Regions from separate parts of the Homo sapiens genome. Here region 1 is linked to region 2. A link is an interaction called in ENCODE POLR2A ChIA-PET data of the cell type or tissue named here. Cell type or tissue: PC-9. All regions are shown on one strand.

Evidence for each region. Peaks named below come from ENCODE experiments on the same cell type or tissue, not always from the same donor. Only the 100,000 strongest peaks of a DNase experiment are listed, where the experiment ranks them.
Region 1: POLR2A ChIA-PET joins it to region 2 with 17 read pairs; 4 of 35 experiments call an interaction of 5 or more read pairs at or near these places.

Annotation. Positions count from the first base shown.
Region 1 is chr11:815,577-823,576 of GRCh38, reverse strand. PNPLA2 (patatin like domain 2, triacylglycerol lipase) reads right to left here and starts at 4,663. Exons shown (of 10, transcript NM_020376.4): 1 at 4,619-4,663; 2 at 3,672-4,003; 3 at 1,717-1,949; 4 at 1,554-1,619; 5 at 971-1,180; 6 at 1-50. The coding sequence starts at 3,858. RefSeq lists enhancers at 3,029-3,078, 4,614-4,908 and a silencer at 3,529-4,418. In PC-9, no CTCF peak of the experiment used is centred here; DNase peaks (open chromatin) are centred at 2,186, 3,396, 4,076 and 4,736; H3K4me3 peaks cover 3,319 bases; H3K27ac peaks cover 2,681 bases.
Region 2 is chr11:457,127-465,126 of GRCh38, reverse strand. It overlaps PTDSS2 (phosphatidylserine synthase 2), which reads right to left. Exons shown (of 12, transcript NM_030783.3): 2 at 4,839-4,940. Among named protein-coding and RNA genes, the nearest start is that of PTDSS2, 11 kb to the right of the region's middle. RefSeq lists a cis regulatory region at 4,362, an enhancer at 4,278-4,447 and a silencer at 4,282-4,465. In PC-9, no CTCF peak of the experiment used is centred here; a DNase peak (open chromatin) is centred at 4,306; H3K27ac peaks cover 1,085 bases.

The DNA of each region.
Region 1 (8,000 bases), 360 kb before region 2:
AGAAAGCGCAGGCCATCCCGGTATCCCTGCTTGCACATCTCTCGCAGCACCTGCAGTGAGGAGGGTTAAATGGAGCGGAGGGAGCCAGGGATGCCCGTTCTGCCCCTGGAATCCCTGGCACCCCCAACAGCCACCTCCCTTCACTACCCGCAGCTCCCAACCCCAAAACCTATCCTAGATCCAGAACAAGATCAAAGCTGTACAGGGAGGTTGGACAGAAAGCCGGGCGCAGTGGCTTACACCTGTAACCCCAGCACTTTGGGAGGCTGAGGCAGGCGGATGACGAGGTCAGGAGATCAAGACCATCCTGGCTAACACGGTGAAACCCCGTCTCTACTAAAAATACAAAAAATTAGCCAGGCGTGGTGGTGGGCACCTGTAGTCCCAGCTACTGGGGAGGCTGAGGCAGGAGAATGGCAGGAACCCGGGAGGTGGAGCTTGCAGTGAGAGGAGATCCAGCCACTGCACTCCAGCCTGGGTGACAGTGTGAGACTTCATCTCAAAAAAAAAATAAAAAAATAAAATAGTTTGAGGCCAGCCTGGCCAACATGGTGAAACCCTATTTCTTTACTAAAAATACAAAAAGTAGCCAGGCATGGTGGCAGGCGCCTGTAATCCCAGCTAATGGGGAGGCTGAGGCAGGAGAATAGCTTGAACCTTGGAGGCAGAGGTTGCAGTGAGCTGAGATCCTGCCACTGCACTCCAGCCTTGGCAACAGAGCGAGACTCCGTCTCAAACAAAAAAAAAAAAAAAAAAGAGAGAGAGACTGGACAGGGAGCCTGGACAGAGCAGCTAGACAGAGAGGTTGGATGGGCCATCTGCCCCTAGAAAGGTTGTGCGCTTTCCCCAGCCCTCAGAAGAGGCTCCCACCACCCTACCCTGGGCACTCAGAAGTCAAAGGATCAGTGTTCTCCCTTGGTGCCCAGTGAGGAGTGGCTGGGAAGGCCACAGTCCTCGGAGCAGAGCTCACCAGGGGCTCCGGCGGGAAGAGGGCCTTGGAGAGGCGGTAGAGGTTGCGCAGGTTGAACTGGATGCTGGTGTTGGTGACCCGCAGCTCGTGGATGTTGGTGGAGCTGTCCTGCGGACAGATGTCACTCTCGCCCGAGAAGGGGGACACTGTGATGGTGTTCTTAAGCTCATAGAGTGGCAGGTTGTCTGAAATGCCACCATCCACGTAGCGCTTCCACGGGACACACAGACAGGACCGTATGTGAGGGCCTGTGGCTGCACTGGCCACCCACCCCAGCCACCCCACCCGGCCACCAAGGGCCCCATTCAGTGGCTACCTCATTTGAGCGTTTTACCCACTGGGCACTGGCTGTGGGCCAGCCTGGGCACTGAGCAGATGGTAGACGGGGGAGGGCAGGGACGGAGGAAGGGATGGGGGGCCAGGAAGCGTGCGTTGCCACAGCTGTTTCTTGAGTAACACAGGGGAAGTGGGTAACAGGCGGTGGCAGAGCAAGGGCCTGAAGGATGGCTCTAGGCGGCCTCCTCCTCTGTCCCTCATCCCACGGCCCACCCCATAGAAGGTGTCCAGGGCTAGGAATACTCACCACCCCCTGGAGGGAGGGAGGGATGAGCCCACAGTACACGGGGATGAAACCGCTGCAGACATTGGCCTTCAGGGCAGGGACAGAGTGGGAGAGAATGAGCAGAGGCCTTGAGGTTCCCACTGCCCCCCCCACCGCCACCCAGCATGGCTCCACCAGGCCCCACCTGGATGAGCTCGTCCTTGGAGTTGAAGTGGGATATAATGACATTCTCGCCGTCTGACACGCGGGTCAGGGAGATGCCCAGGCGCCCACTGGCATGCTCATGGCTATCAGCAGGCAGGACCTTCAGCAGGAAACTGCGGATGATCTTTACCAGGTTGAAGGAGGGGTGCAGGGGGCCCAGGAACCGCTTCCGGGCCTCTTTAGATACCTCAATGAACTTGGCACCAGCCTCACCTGGGGCACAGGGCCAAGGTTAGGGGCCCATGCTCCTGGGCTTAGCAACACCCACCTTCCTTCATAGCCCCATGTCCAGGGTTCCATGGCATACAGACCCTGGAGGAGGCCCAGTGAATGTGGGGCCTGGCTCACAGTTGGGACTTTGGCCACCTCCCCTGGGATGGCAGACAGCAGAGGCTGGCCAGCTGAGACCAGGACCTGCCCTCTGCCTGGTATTTCCCAACTGCCTGCCCTATGAGTCACTGGGCCTGGTGTGGCATCTAGCCCAGGAGAGGGGACAAGGCAGAAACTCAACTCTGACCGGCCTTAGCCTTCACCCACTTGGCCAGATCCAGCAGTGCGGGGATGGGGCAGACCCACAAAACCCATCCCGGCACACAGGTCACAGTTCACAGGCCCGGGAGTGTTGGGCTGGAAGTAGTCAGGGCCCAGTTCCTAGGAAGGCACACCTGTGTCCCACTGCAGCCAAGAGGAAGCACCCCAAACACTCCTCTTGGGGCGCAGGAGTGCTGGCCAGCTTGGGGATAGTCCCTGGAAGTGGTCGGGAGCACTGAGGGAGGAGCTGAGGTCCAAGCCCTCCTCCAGTGCATCACCCTGGTCAGGAGTGGGGCAGTGTGGAGCCAGGGGCTCTTCAGCCAGCACCTGCTGCACTATGGGCTCCAGCTGTGCAAGACCACCCGTGAGAAGGAGTCTTGTTGGGAGCAGGGTGGGGAAGCACTGTGGGAGAGGTGTCCTTGGCTCGGGTAGCAGGGACCTTGATGTATCTTGAAGCCAGGGGGCCGACTGAGGCGCTTGTCTGAAGGCCTCCATGAGAGGGAGGGGGCTGGAGGGGGCTGTTCCCAATAATAGCTCTAGTTATTGGGACCTGAGAGGTTCACTTCTGTGGTCCAGCCCCCTCCCTCCCAGGACAAAGTTCAGAGGAAGAGGGCAGGGGTGAGCCCCGGACAGGCTCCTGCTGAGCAGAGTGCCCCTGTCATCTTGGGTGTCCTCACAGGCTCCTGAAGTCGTGTGCTGTAAACATCACTCCCTCATGGCAGCCGATGGTGCGAGCCGAGGCCAGCCCAGCACACAGAGACCCATCCACTCCTGACCCAGGCACCAGAGCCCAGAAGCACCCTCACCCATGAAGTGTGCAAACGCGGTGGGCCGCAGCGGGGAGCCAGGCCACAGGGCACCGTGTGCAAGGAGAGGGCAGGAGAGCCCCTTCGCGCCCAGCCCTGACCTCAGCGGGGCTCCTCCTCCGGGCCCTTGGGAAGGACCAGGTCACGGTTCCCAGACGCCTCTCAAGAGGCTACCCCCATGCCAGGCCCCCTGATAGCAGCCTGCAACTGCGGAAGCCCAGGACACTGTGACCGATCGCTGGCACCGGTTGTAATATCCAGGGCCACGGGGTGACTTAGGTCCCTCCTCGGATTCTCACGGTCCCGCCCACGAGTTACTTTTTCTGTCCAATTAAGCAGCTTTTGCTGCACCTGCCCGCCCCCAAACCTTTGCGCCAGACAGGCGGGCCCCGGGCACCCTCGGAGCAAAACAAACCAGGCCCCGCCCCCAGGCCAGCGACCCGGATTGGATCCTCGCCGGGTTCCCCAGGCGCGGACCGGAACCCTCCCCACGGTACCCACCGACTCGCCGCGGGGCCCCTCCGCTCACGGAGACCATCCCCCGGCCCCGCACGGCCTTCCCGCCAGCCCCCCGCCTGCCGCCCCCGGCCCCGCTCACCCAGGCAGACCCCGGTGACCAGCGCCGTGGCCGTGAGCGCCCCGGCCGAGGCGCCGTAGATGTGCGTGGCGTTGGCCACCAGGAAGGGCGCGTGCTCGCGGAGGCAGGAGGCCACGCCGACGTAGTAGACGCCGAGGAAGCCGCAGCCCGCGAACGAGATGTTCCACGTCTTCTCGCGGGGAAACATCGCGGCGGCGGCCGCCGGGCCCCGGGTTCCGTGGGCGGCCAGGCCTCTGTGAGCCGCCTGCTCGCCGCTCGCTCGCTGGAGCCGGGGGCCGGGCAGGTCCCGCTGCGGCTCTAGCTCGGGGTCCCCGCTGGCGGAGGCGAAGAAGCTACGCGGGCGGCGCGGAGGCGGCGCTTTTAAGTGTGGGACTCACGGCGGGGGCGGGGCCGGCACACGAAGACCAATCGGGGCGCGCAGGGAACGGCCGTGCCCTCGGGACCCGCCCCCGTCCTTGACCCGGCCCCCCGCGCTGGAGCCCCGCCCTCCGCTGCCGCCCGGAGAAAGCTTCTGCCCTCCCTCCGCCCCTGCTGGGCACGGCTGGGGGCACACGCCTAGGGGTGTAGGGTGGGCTGGGCGCAGGCCCGAGCCTGGGGGCCGGAAGCCTCACACAGACCTGGGTACCGGCGAGAGGGAGCTCTGGTTTCAGGGCAGCCACCGCCCCTCCCCACCGGGTCCGCCTCCCACACCCACCCGGGACAGAGGAGCTGGTCCCTGGACAGAGGCGCACCGGCAGCACCCCCAGACCTGAAAGCCGCACAGGCCTCGGGAGCCCCGGGACCCACAGGCTCACCCACAGACAGACCCATAAACATCCAAGGCCAAGGCCGGATGCGAGTCCCGCAAACCCTTCGTGGGGGACCCCAGCTCCGCAGACCCACGCGACCTGACGTGGGGCCTCAGCCCTGCCCCGCGCCCGCGACCCTTCCGGACCTTGGCTTCTTACCTGGGTCTGGCCCTGCCTGTTCAGGCTTTGGGGCTGCCTGCGTCTGACTGGGGCCGCCCTGCTCCCGATAATTGCCCCAGAGGTGGAGCAATCCTGGGTGATGTCACCCTTTCACCCCTTTTCCGCATTTTTCTCCTGGTCAGTGGAGCAAACAGGGCTTGGAGTAGATCCAGGATCCCTCCCTGAACCTCACCCCACCCCCAAACGAGAGGCTTTCTCAGGTTGGGGTGGGAGGCAATGAGATTCTGTCTCCCCAGGAACACTGGCTCCCCAGGCTGAGGTCATCTCTGGACCTAGCTGTTGCCAGAGCTGCAGAGGGTCTGGGATGGGGCTTGGGGCTGCCCCCAACCCAAGCTGAGTTAGGGAAGCCAGAACAGGGCCAGAACAGGATGGGGCCATCTAGGGGGATGCTGCCCAGTCCTCAGCCTCTTTGCTCCCAGCCATCCCAGACAGCACTGGAAAGTCAACCCTGCCCCAGCCCTACTGGGGGCCGGTAGGCATTTACATAAGCTCAAAATGAGAGGAGGCCGGGTGTGGAAGCTCACACCTGTAATCCCAGCACTTGGGGAGGCCAAGACGGGCGGATCACAGAAAGTCGGGAGTTTGAGACCGCCTGGCTGGTGAAACGCTGTCTCTACCAAAAATACAAAAATTAGCCGGTCAGGGTGGCACACGCCTGTAATCCCAGCTACTCGGGAGGCTGAGGCAGGAGAATCACTTGAACCTGGGAGGCGGAGGTTGCAGTGAGCTGAGATCGCACCACTGCACTCCAGCCTGGGGGGCAGAGCGAGGCTCCGTCCTAAAAAGAGGCCGGGCACAGTGGCCCATGCCTGTAATCCCAGCACTTTGGGAGGCCGAGGAGGGCAGATCACCTGAGGTCAGGAGTTTGAGACCAGCCAGGCCAACATGGCAAAACCCTGTCTCTACTGAAAATACAAAAATTTGCCAGGTGTGGTAGTGCACGCATGTAGTCCTAGCTACTCGGGAGGCTGAGGCAAGAGAGTCACTTGAACCCGGGAGGCAGAGGTTGCAGTGAACTGAGATTGTGCCACTGCACTCCAGCCTGGCCAGGTGACAGAGCATGACTTCTTCTCAAAAAAAAAAAAAAAAAGAAAAAAGAAAAATGAGTGAGAGGAGGTAGGTAACCACGTGTGGGGCACCTAAGGGGTTCTGGAGGGCTTCCCTGTGGGAAGTGATGCTGAGTTGAATTTTGAAGGGTAAATGAGCAGACCCAGGCAGCCGACCAGGACAGGCGAAGATTGTCGGGGAGTGAGGGGAGAGAGTAGCTGAAGCCCAGCCATGGGAGAGGGTCAAGCAGGGAGGACGTGACCATACCTGACTTAAAGCGACTCCTTCTAGGCTGGGCACAGTGGTTCACACCTATAATCCCAGCACTCTGGGAGGCCAAGGTGGGGGGATTGCTTGAGTCCAGAAGTTTGAGACCAGCCTAGGCAACATAGCTTGATTCCATCCCTACAAAAAATTTAAAAATAGGCCAGGCACAGTGGCTCACACCTGTAATCCCAGCACTTTGGGAGGTTGAGGTGAGTGGATCACGAGGTCAGGAGATCGAGACCATCCTGGCTACCATGGTGAAACCCTGTCTCTACTAAAAATACAAAAAAAAAAAATAGCCAGGTGTGGTGGTGGGCGCCTGTAATCCCAGCTACTCCGGAGGCTGAGACAGGAGAATGGTGTGAACTCGGGAGGCGGAGCTTGCAGTGAGCCCAGATCGCCGCACTGCACTCCAGCCTGGGCGACAGAGTGAAACTCTGTCTCAAAAATAATAATAAATAAATAATAAAAATGCCGGGTACAGTGGCTCACTCCTGTAATCCCAGCACTTTGGGAGGCCAAGGCGGGCAGATCACAAGATCAGGAGATTGAGACCATCCTGGCTAATACGGTGAAACCCCATCTCTACTAAAAATACAAAAAAATTAGCTGGGTGCGTGGTGGCAGGCACCTGTAGTCCCAGCTACTTGCGAGGCTGAGGCAGGAGAATGGTGTGAACCTGGGAGGCGGAGCTTGCAGTGAGCCGATATCACACCACTGTGCTCCAGCCTGGGTGACAGAGCAAGACTCCGTCTCAAAAACAATAAATAAATAAAATAAAATAATAAAAATATTTTTAAAATAAAAAGTAAAATAAACAAATAAATAAAAACTAAGCCAGCTGTGGTGCGCGCACCTATAGTCTCAGCGACTCAGGAGGCTGCGGTTGGAGGATGGACTGAGTCTGGGCTGGGTGGGGGTGAGCCATGATTGCGCCTCTGCACGTCAGCCTGGGTGACAGAGTGAGACCCTGTCTCAAAAACAAAACAAGACTCTTCTATTCTGCGCATGTGGGGCCTCTTCTCCCACGTGTTTGGATGGAGGTACCCTGCAGCAAATGCACCATGGGATTGGGGAGGGAGGGCCAGGGTATGGAGGGCGGGGCCAGGTCCATTCCTGAGGTGTCAGGAGCTCTCTGTGACTGGATTCCAGCGATGCTGTTGGAGACAGCATGGTTCAGGGTACGGCAAAGTAGGGATGGAAGTCCAGGGGCTCGTCAGGGCAACCACTGATGGGGAAGCCAGGGACTTAGGGTCCTTCCCTCAACCTGCTCCAAGGGAAAGGCCAGGGTTCGGGCCTTAGCCCCATCTGAGGGACTGTCGCCTTGATGGATGGTGCTGCCCCAGTGAAGGGAGACCTCTGCTCCCATTTCCACAGCTGGGTCAGGCTGTTTTGGGTACATGTTCCTCCCTCCAGGCCCCTGGGAGGCTCAGGAGCCAGGAACTGGGCGGTCCTTCCCAGAATCCTGGCAAGGGCTGGGAGCACCCCACCATCAGGACAAGCTCCAAGGGGCAGCTCAATGAGAAACCCAGGTGGTGTGACGTCCCCCTATCATGGTGAACTCCAGGCGACACAGGCCCCCTCCCTTCAGGGTCCAAGGCTGGAATTGTGAGGTCTGCACCCTGAAGCCTAGGTCCACTCCTGCTGTGGGCCCCTTCCCTGAGCCTGGGCCATCCCCAGCACCAACCTTACCCCTGCCTCCTTGTAGGGAGCACTGCTCCCTGAGCCTGGGCGATCCCCAGCCCCCGCCTCACCCCTGCCCCGTTGTAGTGAGCACTGCTCCCTGCACTCCTTAGCTGTACCCTGCTGGGGTCATTTCTCTTTGCTTCCTCCTCCATCTGCTGCCCCACCCCTACTACCCAGGTTCCGGCCTCCTCCACTCCTCACCTGGCTTTACTCCCACCCTAATCTCTGCTTTTACGGGCATCCAAAAAGGTTTTTTTAAAAATATTATTAAGGCCGGGCACGGTGGCTCACACCTGTAATCCCAGCACTTTGGGAGGCCAAAGCAGGTGGGTTGCCTGAGCCAAGAGTTTGAGACCAGCCT
Region 2 (8,000 bases):
AGTGTCAGGTCTGTGTCTAGATTTGCACGTGGATGTTCTGTTGCTCTAGCGCCAGTGTTGAAAAGGCCATCCCTTCGCCATGGACTTGCCTTTGTTCCTTTGTCAAGGATCGGCTGCCTGCAGTCGTGCGCGCCTGTTTCTGGGCTCGGTATTTCGGTGCATTTTTGACAGGAAGTCTTGAAATTGTGTAGTTTCTGTGTCCAACTTTGTTATTCTTCAGCACTGTGAGTATATTTATATGCATTATGTTTTATATGTATTACAAGTAAGGATATTTATATTTTAAGTGTATTACATTTATATATGTTACATGTATTTTATTGAGTAAAATGTGTGAAGAGGTTTAATTTACTAAGTTTAAAATGGGATAAAAATGTAATGGACTGGTGAGGAAAGCTGGACTCTCCCCCAGGGTCACCCCCATACAGGCAGATCAGTGAACGGTGCCGTGTCCACGCAACGGAAGCTCCCCAGTGAGCCCACCGGCAGGCACAGCAAGGATGCCGCGAAGCTGCCCTCCAGCGGGAGAGGCCAGGCCGGAGGAGCAACTGCGTTCACAGGAAGCCGGGGCCGGCAGCACAGACCCTGCTCTCACCCAGGCAGATGCACTGGCACTGCCCGAGCCGGGGTGAGGCACTCTGAGCGCAGGGGAGATGCCTCCGCACTGCCCGAGCCGGGGTGAGGCACTCTGAGCGCAGGGAACAGTGAACACTTTCGCACCCCCATGCAGTGGTGGGCACACGGGGCTCTGAGTCTGTTAAAACTCATCAGCCGTACGCGTGAATCAGACACAGATTATAGTAAATTATAGGTCAATAACGTTGACTCAAGAAAAGCAAAACGGGGCCGGGCGCAGTGGCTCACGCCTGTAATCCTAGCAATTTGGGAGGCTGAGGCGGGTGTACTGTCTGTGCTCAGGAGTTCAAAACCAGCCTGGGCAACATGGTGAAACCTGTCTCTACCAAAATATAAAAAAATTAGTGGGGCGTGGCGGTGCACGGCTATAGTCCCAGCTACCACAGAGGATGAGGCACAAGAACTGATTGAACCTGGGAGGTGAAGGTTGCAGTGGGCCATCACGCCACTGCACTCCAGCCTGGGCAACAGAGCACGACCCTGTCTCCAAAAAAAGAAAAAAAAAAGAAAAAGAAAATCATCCCCTAAGGTGGGGAACCTGTTAGATCCATAAAAAGAACAATGACAGCAAGCTGAATAAAGACACACTAGTTTTATAACTTTTTAACTTTAATAACATAAATATTAATTTTTAAAAATAAGGCTGGCCAGGCATGGTGGCTCATGCCTGTAATCCCAGCACTTTGGGAGGCTGAGGCGGGCGGATCACGAAGTCAGGAGATCGAGACCATCCTGGCTAACACGGTGAAACCCCGTCTCTACTAAAAATACAAAAAATTAACCGGGCATGGTGGCGGGCACCTGTAGTCCCAGCTACTCGGGAGGCTGAGGCAGGAGAATGGCGGGAACCCGGGAGGTGGAGCCTGCAGCGAACCAGGATTGTGCCACTGCACTCCAGCCTGGACAACAGAGCGAGAGTCTGTCTGAAAACAAAAAAATAAGGCTGGGAGCTGCAGTGGCTCAGGCTGTTTGTTCTGGCGCTTGGGGAGGCGAGGCTACACGTTCGAGGCCAACCTGGTCAACATTGACCAAAAAAAAAAAAAAAATTCCAACCTGGCTAACACGGTGAAACCCCGTCTCCACTAAAAATACAAAAACTGTCTGGGCATGGTGGTGGGCCCTGTATTCCCAGCTACTCGGGAGGCTGAGGCAGGAGAATGGCGTGAACCCGGGAGACGGAGCTTGCGGTGAGCCGAGATCACACCACTGCACTCCAGCCTGGGGTACAGAGCGAGACTCCATCTCAAAAAAAAATAAAATAAATAAAAAATAAAATTAAGCCTAATTTCTAGAAGGTATTTTCTTTTCTTTTCTTTTTTTTTTTTTGAGACGGAGTCTCGCTTTTTCGGCAGGTGGAGTGCAGTAGTGCGATCTCAGCTCACTGCAAGCTCTACCTCCTAGGTTCATGCGATTGTCCTGCCTCAGCCTCCCGAGTAGCTGGGACTACAGGCATGAGCCACCGCGCCCGGCTAATTTTTGTATTTTTAGTAGAGACAGGATTTCACCATGTTGGTTAGGTTGGTCTCGATCTCTTGACCTCGTGATCTGCCCGCCTCAGCCTCCCAAAGTGCTGGGATGACAGGCGTGAGCCACCGCGCCTGGCCTAGAAGGTATTTTCTATATAAGAAAATCTACCCTTGAGGACATCAGATAATTCTAGTATTAAAAGTAAACCAGCCCCCACAGCCTTCTGGACACCCTGTGTGGGGACACCCTGTGTGTGGGCACCCTGTGTGCGGACACCCTCTGTGTGGACACCCTGCGTAGGGGCAGGTAGGGTGGCTGCCCAGGAGCTGGGCTTCTGGTGTGCAGCAGTGCGGGTCCAGGCCATGAGAATGGACTCAGGACAGGTGCACCACGGCAATTTCACTGGAAGGAGCCACAGAGCCACGGTCAGTGCCAGGGTGACCTGGGGCAGCCGAGCCTTCCAGGAAGGAGCCCAGAGCAGGTTCTAGGTGCCAGCAGCAGAGAAGGACAGGTGGCTTCTTTTGTGCCCTCAAAGAGGGTGAGGGGGAAAGAGAATGTGAGTTGGGAGCGCGTTTAGTGTCCCCAGAACAGAACCTCAGAGAAGAGTGCCCAGGGCCCCGTGAATTCCCGTCTCCTGGCCCCTCTCAATGAACACACGCAGGGGCTCCCTGCTGGAGAGGACAGGATGGCAGAACCCAGCCTCTCACGTCGGGGGCCACTCAGGAGAGGCCAGTGCTGGGTGAAGTGGGGGACGTGCCCACCACTGCTGCCCCCTCAGGGGTCTAAGCTCCTGGCCCCTCTGGGTCTGGGTCACCTAGTGCTTCCCATAGGAACCAGGCCTGGGAGGGCAGGGCCTGGCTTGGGGTGGTGAGGCTTTGTGATGCGCCTGGTGGGGGCCTGGTGAATGCTTTCGGGGAGTGCTCCCAAGACACCCCCTGCACTCCTGCTCTTGACAATTCTTGCCATGTGGGACACTTGAGGTGAGACCCGGTCCTGCTTCCTAATCCACCTACCCTGCTGTGCCCGGCAGATGCCACAGACCCTCCTAGCCAGGTGCTGATGGATGAATTCAAGAAAGACCAAGTCCTCCTTGAAAGCTCCCTCTAGGCACACACGGGGCTCCTGCCCACTGCCTCACTGCCTCCAGAGCCACAGGTCCAGCGTCCCCAGGTGGCCCCTCCACAGGGGCCCCAGGCACGGCACATGCTCCCTCATCTATTTCTGGAGCCTAGTTACACAGTGCACACCGGGCCTGCAGGTTCTGCACGTGACCCCCGCTGGGACTGCCTAAGAAAGGGAGAAGGAGCGAGCTGGGCCTGGAGCACGGGAGGCACTGGCCAGGCCAGGCCTGGGAGCAAGCTGGCACCTCAGGCTCAGAAAAAGGGGGAAGGGCCAGCAAAGCTGACTGGGAGAGGGATGACAGCAAGGTGGGAGAGAACCCACAGAGCATGCAGCCAGGAGCAGGGTAGGGAGACCAGGACAGGAGAGGCCACCTGCGCCTCCCAGGTGAGGATGGAGGGTGAGCTCATCTGGGGAGCAGGCTGCAGAGTCCTGGGTCCAGGCACCTCAACAGTAATTTCTAACCAGAAATGCCCCACTGCCCCCAGGGAGATGGACTCAGTTATGAGGTCTGCTGTGCGTGATTCTAAAGCATCCGCTCCCCTACAGACAGGGCACTGGGCATGCTTGTGTTCTAGAGCCCACAGGGCTGGTGTCAAATCAGTGGGCAAACAGGGCCACCAACGCCCGTGCAAGCGTGATGACGTTCACACCATGCCCACCCATCACCCCACCCAACAGTCACGAAGATAGCGAGACTCTTGCTTTACAAAATGAAGTGCTGGCCCAAGAGCTGTAGGGACAGCTAAGTCCTACAAACCCCAGGGCTCCCGCCAACCAGAGCCAACTTGTGGCCCCGACACCAACAGGCCTCCAATGCCTCCTTCCACCTCTGTCCCCATCCTGCTGCTGGTCTCAGACCCTGCTCCGGCTTCCTCCCACCATCCCGCCGGAGCAAGTGGGGCCAGGCCCTGATGGTGTCAGCAGCCTTGCTGGGCAGGAGGCAGCCCTGGGCAGACACACCCTGTGCGCGCGTCGGAAGAGCAACGCGAGAGGAGAGTCAGGCACAGAAAACTCAAGACTGATTCACAGGCTCTAAAACCAGCTTCTCTTCCACACGCACTTCTGAGACTGGCGTCAGAATCCATGGAATTCAGGCAGAGGACACACCCAAGGTCTAGCCTGCCTGCCTGTGGAGATAAACCTGAGAAGACGAGTTTACTCGCTTGGCTGCTGACCAGATGGTCTGCGGTCCGTGTCGGCCCCTGTCCGTGCAAGAGCCCCGCTGGCTAACGGAACCAGCACGCGGCCACCGCAGGAACCTCACCCCCGGAGACGCCCAAACTCAAGGGCTCAGCCCTGTAGCTGCTGCAGCTCGTTCCAACCTCAACATGCAAAACTCAGAGGAAACGCAGCACAGGCTGCCGGTCACGTGGAGATGACACAGACTCCTGGCTCCCAGTGACAGGCGACGGGGGCTGACCGGGAACGCCACGCAGCACCAAGGGCAGCCCTGGAGTCTGCACATCAGACACACTCAAGGGAGAGGCCGGCGGCCCCACGCAGCCCTCTGGTGAAGGCCTTCTGAGCCCCCGGCAGCCCGAGCAGTAAGGGTGCCACACCCACCACACGGGGCACAGGGCAGTTTCAGAAGGCAGGACAAGAGGGCAGCTTACCTCTTGGTGTTGTAGGCCGTGTCCTGAGGTGTTTCCTCCAGCAGCGTCACATAGCCAAGCGTACAGGTGAGGATGAAGAGCACGGTTAAGGTGTGGGCTCGCCTGAAATCCAAAAACGCATAAGCATGGTGTCAGAGCTTGGGCAGCATTGCTAAATACTCACGTAACAGGCCCCAAATCCTCTCTACGTCAAGGAGAGGGCTTAAACTCCACTCTCCAACTCCCAACCAGCAACTGGCTGCGAGTCCCTAGCTGGGTAACTCCGAGATGACCCTGCGTCTGCTGGCCAGTCAGGGCTGAGACCAGCCCCCAGGAGGCTGGACAGGAAGAGCCCCGTGTTCCTGGGAAGCTGAAGGCCGCTGCTCAGAGGGCACATGCTGCCACTGGCGTCCAGGGCAGGTATCTGCTATTAAGAGCAACTGGACACGTAAAACACGCGCTTTTCACTGCGCAAGACAAGCCGAGACAACAACTCTTTGGGTTCATGAAATAACATCTGAGATTCAGTGCAGCAGCCCAAGACACCAAGAGCTGAGAAGGGGCCTGAGCAGAGGCCTGCAGAGTGACCGCTGCTAGCTGGAGTGAGCCACGAGCCGTGGGTCTGCCCGTCCTCTGGCCTGTCAGAGCCCAGACGTGGGAGGAGGAGGCAGGGCGCTCCCTTTGCAGTCTTGTCCTGTCCCATCGCTGGTGGAAAAGCCCACAACCAGCCTAGTATCAGAACTGGGGGCCACCAGACCCCAGCCACTGCCTGTGCCAGACACTCGCCTGAGACCCCCTCTGCATGACCATCTGCAAATGGAGGCAGAGACCTAGTTCCTACATCCATCGGAGTGTGTCCTCGGAGAGATGATGCACCCCTCTGTGCCTCAGTTTCCTCATGTCTAACCCAGGTCCTACATCCACCAGAGTGTGTCCTCACGTCTAACCCAGGTCCTACATCCACCGGAGTGTGTCCTCACGTCTAACCCAGGTCCGACATCCACCGGAGTGTGTCCTCACGTCTAACCCAGGTCCGACATCCACCGGAGTGTGTCCTCACGTCTAACCCAGGTCCGACATCCACCGGAGTGTGTCCTCACGTCTAACCCAGGTCCGACATCCACCGGAGTGTGTCCTCACGTCTAACCCAGGTCCGACATCCACCGGAGTGTGTCCTCACGTCTAACCCAGGTCCGACATCCACCGGAGTGTCCCCTCACGTCTAACCCAGGTCCTACATTCACCGGAGTGTGTCCTCACGTCTAACCCAGGTCCTACATCCACTGGAGTGTGTCCTTGGAGAGATGATGCACCCCTCCGTGCCTCAGTTTCCTCATATCTAAATGGGGAAGCTTCTGACTTCCAAGGACATCATGAAAATTAAGTGAACAATGCACTTAAAGCATGTTGCCCAGGACTTGCCTCCATGAAATGTAAACTATTTGTGCCCTAAAGAAATGAAAAGGCAAGTCACAAACTGGGAGAAAATATTCACAATACATATATCTGATAAAACTTTGTAGGCTGCACGCGTCTGTAGTCCCAACGCTTTGGGAGGCTGAGACAAGAGGATTGCTTGAGCCCAGGCGTTCAGGACCAGACTGGGTAACACAGTGAGACCCCATCTCTATAAAAAATTAGCCAGGCGTGGTGGCAGGCACCTGTAGTCCCAGCTACTCGGGAGGTGGCAGATTCGCTTAAGCCCAGGTTGAGGCTGCAGTGCGCTAGGATGATTGTGCCACTGCACTCTAGCCTGGGAGACAGAGCAAGATCTGTCTCAAAAAAAAAAAAAAAAAAAAAAATCAGGCCAGGCGCGGTGGCTCACGCCTATAATCCCAGCACTTTGGGAGGCCGAGGCGGGCGGATCACGAGGTCAGGAGATCGAGACCATCCTGGCTAACACGGTGAAACCCCATCTCTACTAAAAATACAAAAAATTAGCCGGGTGTGGTGGGTGGGCGCCTGTAGTCCCAGCTACTCGGGAGGCTGAGGCAGGAGAATGGCGTGAACCCGGGAGGCGGAGCCTGCAGTGAGCCGAGATCGCGCCACTGCACTCCAGCCTGGGCGACAGAGCGAGACTCAATCTCAAAAAAAAAAAAGAAAAAAAATACTTTTTATCCAGAATTTATAAAGAACTCATACAGCTCAATAAACAATTTAATGAAAAAATAGGCAAAAAATTGAACAGACACTTCACAAGGAAAACATACAAATGGCCAATAAGCACATGAACAAACGAGGAGCAGCACTGGTCACCGTGAAAGCAAATCCAAGCCAGGACACATCAGTACACATCCGCTGGAACGGCTGAAATTAAAAGCATCACAAATCCAAGCCACGACACAGCATCAGTGCACATCTGCTGGAACGGCTGAAATTAAGAACATCACAATGCAGAGTGCTGGTGAGGTCTCGGAGCAAGATGCTCACGCACTGCAGGTGGGACTGCAAAACGGCACAGAAAAGTGAGGCCTATGCTACGTCTGCTATCCAGCCAGCCACATACTCCCAAACGTGGGCCTGAGACAGATGAAAACACAGGTCCAGTCAAAGACACACTCCCAAACGTGGGCCTGAGACAGATGAAAACACAGGTCCAGTCAAAGACTTACATGCAGATGTTTCAGGTATAATAACCTAAAACGGGAAACAAACCAAAACTCTATCAGTGGAGGAAACACTGTGGTCCCTCCGACCAGCGGAGCATGGCTCAGCACTCAGAGGAATGTGCTGCTGGCAACGACCTCAACGTGGATAGATCTCAAAGACACGCCCCTTGGGAGGCCCAGGCAGGAGGACTGTTTTGGGCCAGGAGCTCAAGACCAGCCGGGGCAACATCATGAACATCGTGAGATCCCGTCTCAAAAGATAAAAAAAGAAAAAGAAAAACACGCTACAGACGCCAGGCACAAAAGAAACCTCCCATCTGCTGTCACCCACACACGACTCAAGGAAATGAGTTTGCATCCACGAAAAGCAGACTGGAGCGGAGACACGGGCCTTCCGGATGATGGAATGTTCTGGTGTGAGCGTGGTTGTGGCGGTGCATGGGCGTGTCACCTGCACGTGGGTGCTGCACTGAACGCACCCACACCTGGACTTAGCCGATTTCATGAAGAGCCAGGGTGGAGCTGCAGGACTGCAGGTGGAGGCTCCAGGCTGGAACTTTCTGTATTTTTTGTG